2 separate regions of the Mus musculus genome follow, and region 2 is linked to region 1. A link is a loop called in an ENCODE intact Hi-C map of the cell type or tissue named here. Cell type or tissue: gastrocnemius. All regions are shown on one strand. Each heading gives the region's core, and the rest is flanking DNA. Links, peaks and the distances in the headings are about the cores only.

Evidence for each region. Hi-C counts contacts between places; a loop is a spot of excess contacts. Peaks named below come from ENCODE experiments on the same cell type or tissue, not always from the same donor. Only the 100,000 strongest peaks of a DNase experiment are listed, where the experiment ranks them.
Region 2: a loop joins it to region 1, with 2.4 times the contacts of the local background. A loop is called at or near these places in 18 of 42 quality-filtered maps.

What each region holds. Positions count from the first base shown.
Region 1 is chr11:20,142,751-20,145,568 of GRCm38, forward strand. It overlaps Gm12031 (a long non-coding RNA gene), which reads right to left. Exons shown (of 4, transcript XR_872276.2): 4 at 2,647-2,818. It also overlaps the pseudogene Gm12030. Among named protein-coding and RNA genes, the nearest start is that of Actr2, 31 kb to the left of the region's middle. In gastrocnemius, for the core only: a CTCF peak has its summit at 1,149 (motif pointing right); no DNase peak of the experiment used is centred there.
Region 2 is chr11:20,195,696-20,198,513 of GRCm38, forward strand. No RefSeq gene overlaps it. Among named protein-coding and RNA genes, the nearest start is that of Gm12031, 4.3 kb to the left of the region's middle. In gastrocnemius, for the core only: no CTCF peak of the experiment used is centred there; no DNase peak of the experiment used is centred there; H3K27ac peaks cover 798 bases.

The DNA of each region.
Region 1 (2,818 bases), core at 170-2,669:
AGGAAACAGTATCATGTTAGAATCCTTGGAAAGAGTCTGACCAGTGTTCAGCAGTGTGTACACATCCCTCCCCAAAGGCCTGTTTGATTGTGATCTAGAATTAGGTCATGGACATTCTCATATAATACTGTTTGCTAAATAAACTTTTTTGATACTCAAAAAAAAATCTTAAAAAAAAATAGATTAAAAAAAAATAAGCCGGGCGCGGTGGTGCACGCCTTTCATCCCAGCCCTCGGGAGGCAGAGGCGGGCAGATTTCTGAGTTCAGGCCAGCCTAGTCTACAGAGTGAGTTCCAGGACAGCCAGGGCTATACAGAGAAACCCTGTCTCGAAAAACCAAACCAAAAAAATAAATAAATAAATAAAATAAAAATAAAACAAAACAAAAAACATAGGACTGGTGAATTGGCTCAGTGGTTAAGAGCACTTGTTCTTATAGAGGTCTCAGGTTCACTGTGTGTGTAGGAAGAGGGGTGCACATAAAATAATAAAAAAGGCAAGGCATGGTGGCACACACCTTCATCCCAACACTTGGGAGACAGAGGCAGGCAGATCTCTGTGTGTTCAAGTCTAGCCTGACCTACATAATAATTTTCAGTACAGCCAGAGCTATGTAGAGAGACCCAGTCTCAAACACACACACACACACACACACACACACACACACACACACACACACACTGTAGCTCAGGGCAAAGGGCCTCCAGAGCATACTCCATGAGAAGGAAGAGGAGGAAGAAGGCTGCTTAGGAGTGTGTGACTGGGATATGTGGGGATCAGCAGGCTAGAGGTGGCATTCTGCTTCATGTCTCTGAACTTTATGAATTCATAATTCATAATTATGAATTCAGCAAGTTGAGTAAGAATGATCTGAGTTTTGTTTTGTTTCTTAAGAATGATCTGAGTTTTGTTTGGCTTCTTTGTTTTGTTTTGGTTTTTTTGAGACAGGGTTTCTCTGTATAGCCCTGGCTGTCCTGGAACTTACTCTGTAGACCAGACTGGCCTCGAACTCAGAAATCTGCCTGTCTCTGCCTCCCGAGTGCTGGGATTAAAGGTGTGTGCCACTGTGCCTGGCTTATTTTTTAAGATTTTGTTTACTTTATGTATGTGAGTACACTGCCGCTGTCCTCAAGTACACCAGAAGAGGGCATCAGATCCCATTACAGATGGTTGAGAGCCACCATGTGGTTTCTGGGAATTGAACTCAGAACCTCTGGAAGAGCAATCAGTGCTCTTAACTGTAGAGCAGTCTCTCCACCCCCTGAGTTTTGTTTTTTTGTTTATTAAGATTCAATCTTTTTCTGTAGCCCTGGCTGGGTTTGACCTTTAATTCGCTCAGTATTTTATTATGTATTTATTTACTTACTTATTTATTTGCTTGTTCATTTACTCAATTTATTTTTTTATCCTTTTTTTTTTTTTTTTTTTTTTTTTTTTTTTGGCTTTTAGAGACAGGGTTTCTCTGTATAGTCCTGACTGTCCTGAAATTCACTCTGAAGACCAGGCTGGCCTCAAACTCACTGACTTTCACCTGCCTCTCCCTCCTATGTGCTGGGACTAAATGCTTGTGCCAGCATGTCCAGCCTATACTGTGCTCTTTTGAGTGTCTCTATAGTTTGATTAAAAACTCACTTAAAAATGCTCCTATCACCAGTGTATGCCTAGCATTCACTTTTCTTTTCTCTCATTTTTTAAAAGATTTATTTTATTTTTTCCCATTTTTTAATGATTTATTTATTTTTATGTGCATTGAGTGTTTTACTTGTGTGTGTCTTTGGGAATGTGTGTGCGCGCGTGCGTGTGTGTGTGTGTGTGTGTGTGTGTGTGTGTGTGAATCTATTGCTGCCTGATCTAGAACTGGAGTTAACAGACAGTTGTGAGCTGCTATGTAGATGCTGGGACTTGAATTCCAGGTACTCTGTCTGGAAGAGCAGTCAGTGTTTTTAACTGCGGAACCTTCTCTCCAGGTCTTGCCTAGCATTCTCCAGGGCCTGGATTCAATCTCCAGCCCTGGGAGGGGTGCAGGGGAGCCCACATGAATGGTCTCAGTTTTGAGATGTATACAATCTGTTTCAAACAGTGTCCAAGTGTGATCTTGTCTCTTTGGTCCCTTTTCTTTTTTCTTAAAAGTTCTATCAGAGAGGTTATACTATTATCAGCGCAGAGAAGATTATCCTTTGCTGCCTCAAGTACTGTGAGCAATATGCTTACGTTCTAGAATGATCTGCTGACACAGCATTGAGTGACATTATCAGTGCAATAATTAAGTCTTTTGCAAAAAGGAAAAAAAATGCATCGTGGCAAAGGCACATGGCTTTTACCCCAGTTAGATCAATTATTAACCTAGGGACTGTGTTGTGCAAAGTATTTCACTAACCTTATAGGCAAAGCTACAAAGCAAAGAGACTGTGGCTCTTACTCTCTCCGAAAGAGGAGAAGAGAGAAATTATTTGGTGGGGAGTTCTACTTGCCCTGGGTTCCCTGTTCAGATTTTGGTTCTAGTCACTAAATAATCTGCATAAAAACAAACTGTAGCCGCCTGTGGCCACACTAACTGGGTTCCTGAGTGGGAGGCCGGAGTTGTATGGGAAAGAACTGTGAGAGAAATAATGGAGGCCAAGACATGTTTCTGTTCAAGGCCCCAAAGTTTACTAAGAGTCTGTACTTATAAAGAGGGGCCGCCCATCCCCATCCCACCATTCCTCCCCCGCCCCCCCCAAACAATCCATTCTTGGTGCCCTTCGCCAGCCAGTAGGTGATCGGCTGGATGCTGTCTCCAGATTATCTCAAGGGCCTTTCAGCAGGTAGCAGTGTCTTG
Region 2 (2,818 bases), core at 305-2,804, 53 kb after region 1:
GGCAGCTTATAACTCTAGCTCCAGGGAGCCATCACCCTCTTCTGGCCTCAGCAGCACCTGCACACATGAATCATATACTCACAAACACATTCAGAAAATTAAAAAGAAAAACATTAATAATTGCTTGGTTTCAGACCCCAGGACAAGGGGCTGAGGTACATATTTTTACATACCAAAGCAGACCTGGCCTCTAGGTTCTCTCAGCATCCCTGAGTCCCTACCTAGCATACCTGCCCTCAACCTTGAACTTTCCAGCCCAGGGCTGGGCTGCCCTTCCCTCAGAGGCTCCTCCCTATCCCTATATAACACAGATATTTTGGTCTCTTCTCTCTTCCTCTTTCTCTATCCCTCCTTCTCTCTTTGCACATGTGTTCTTTCTTTCTTTCTTTTTCCCCTTTCCTCTCTCTCTTCCCATGGTGACTTACCTGGCCCGCTTCCTTGGTGGGCTGAGAACTCACCTGAGAGCAGCTTTCCAATAAACCTGCATTTAATATAATCTAATCTGGCTTGTATTGGCTCATTTCACTGACAGAGAAATAATTTATCAGTAGTAGTAGTAGTAGTAGTAGTAGTAGTAGTAGTAGTAGTAGTGTTTGTTTTTCCTCTAAATAAAGCTGGATGAACAAACTCATTTGGCCCAGTTAAATGGGCCAACTCTAGTTCCACAGTCTTTCCCAAGACCATCGCTTAGCTTTAAAGCATTTCCTGCCTCATGTTGCCTGGAAGGTGAGTTCCAAAGCCCAAGTCTAGCTTTGTTCCCCTTTGACAGATTTCTATTTTGGCAGGCTTTCTCTGGGGGGTATGTGAGGGGCATTGAGCAGGGCCTTGCACAAGCTAGTAAGAGCTTTCTCTCCCATTGAGTCTCATCTCTAGCACCCAGGGTGTGCGTGTGTGCATGTGTGCATGTGTGGAATCCACAGCAGCCAGCTCGGTCTGTCCTCACAGCACAGAGCCTTCCTTCTCTACTCCATTTCGTTCTGTTCTCTCACTTTGCTGGGGCCTTGCACCCTGTTGGCAGGTGAGCTGGATATTTTTGTTATTTTTAGCTCTACCCTTCCCTGCAAACTGGCAGATTTCATCTCCTTTAGGAATCTTTCCTCCTCTCTGTTCCTGGTAGATTCCTCTGGACTGGACAGACATGCTCTTACCATAGGCGTCTCTTTAACAGTTCCACAGTTAGCTCTGCACCTCACACTCCTCTGAGTGCTGCTCTGCTTGTCGCTGACTAGTCTAAGCTTCGCAGTAGGCAGGGGCTCCTCATGACCTCACCTAAGCCCAGGCATCTCTTATCTTAGCTCCTCAAGAACTTGGACTAGTAATCTTTAACTCAATGGGCACGTTCCAAGTTAAGTGGCTTCTTCTCTCCAATTTCTGCTGATCAAAATTTCACTCTTTTTTCTTTCTTCTGACCTTGTTCATACCAGTGATCTAGCTGAAAATACCAAAACCATTTTCCTCTATAACTTCACGTAGTTCTTACCATTTTCTAAATGCCTGATTTATAATTGACAACTGAGCTATATTACAAGAATTTTCTCCTGTTGGGAAATGTCCACCCCGCTCCCTTGCTAAGATCCCAAGGACAAGGAGCTCAATCCTATACTGGACGTACACACTGAGCATAGGGGTGGTTACTGACAGGAAGGTAGATACAAAGCTGCACTGCAAAGTCTTTACCTAGCAGGGATGGTGACTCCCCACTAGCCACATGGATGGAGCCCCCTACCTTAGTCTTCACATACACTTTAGGCCCTCCCTGAGATCACCAGGCAACATGCAATTAGGGCAAAATTTCATACAAGTAGGTGGAGAGTGTCTGGATACTGGACACTTAGGCTGGAGTCCCATGGCCCTTCCACCCCTTCCATTCATGAAGGAAGGTCAGACAATGGAGAAGTCCAGTTGGGATGACCTTTTGCAAACAGGCATAGCTGAAGCATAGAGATGGCTGCTGGTTTGCTCTGAGGGTAGTGCTATGCAGTAGCATACAATTTATATATAAGTAAATTACAACTTTAGTTTTTAATGAAATCTTGTTGTGGTTATTGTTGTGGTGGTGTGTGTGTGCATATGTATATATCACAGCACACCTGTGGCAGCCAGAGGTCAACTCTGAGGAGCCAAATCTCTCTTTCCACGTTTAGATGGTTTGGGGAACAAACTCAGTTTGCCAGGCTTTCATGCCAAGTGCCATGAGCCATCTTGCTGGTCCTAATTTATTTATTTATTTTTTTAAATGTATAGGACTGTGAGTTCTTTTGGCGATGTTGGGACTCAAACCCAAGTGACCTGGGCTTTGACAAGTGTGTATAGTTATATAACTAGCCATCATTACAATGAAGATACAGGCTATTTCCATCAAATCAAAAGCATGCATCCTTTGTGTCTCTTTTCAGAGAATCCCTCCTATCCTTCATTCCTAGCAGTCTCTAAAGGCCACACCCTTTAAGTGTCTTTTTGCACTTTCCCCTAAGGGCCTCACCTGTATTCTCAGGACTTTCTAACTGAATTGTAATCTCCTTAAAGACAAAGAGCTGCAATCTTCAATTTAATATTATTTAAGCATACATTTCAAGTGCAGCCAGGCATGGTAGGGTGTGCTTGGAATCACAGAACAGGGAGCTGAGGGGAGTTCAAAGCCATCCTCAACTACACAGTGAATTTGAGGCCAGCCTGAGTTCCATTCCATGAGAACCTATCTCAAAATAGCAAAACAAACCCACCCTGCTCCCCGAAAACCCAGATCAAGGTCCACATACAGTTACTAAGTACTGTGTCATGTATATCTGAAAAAGAGTGGGAATGAGGGAGAAAAAAG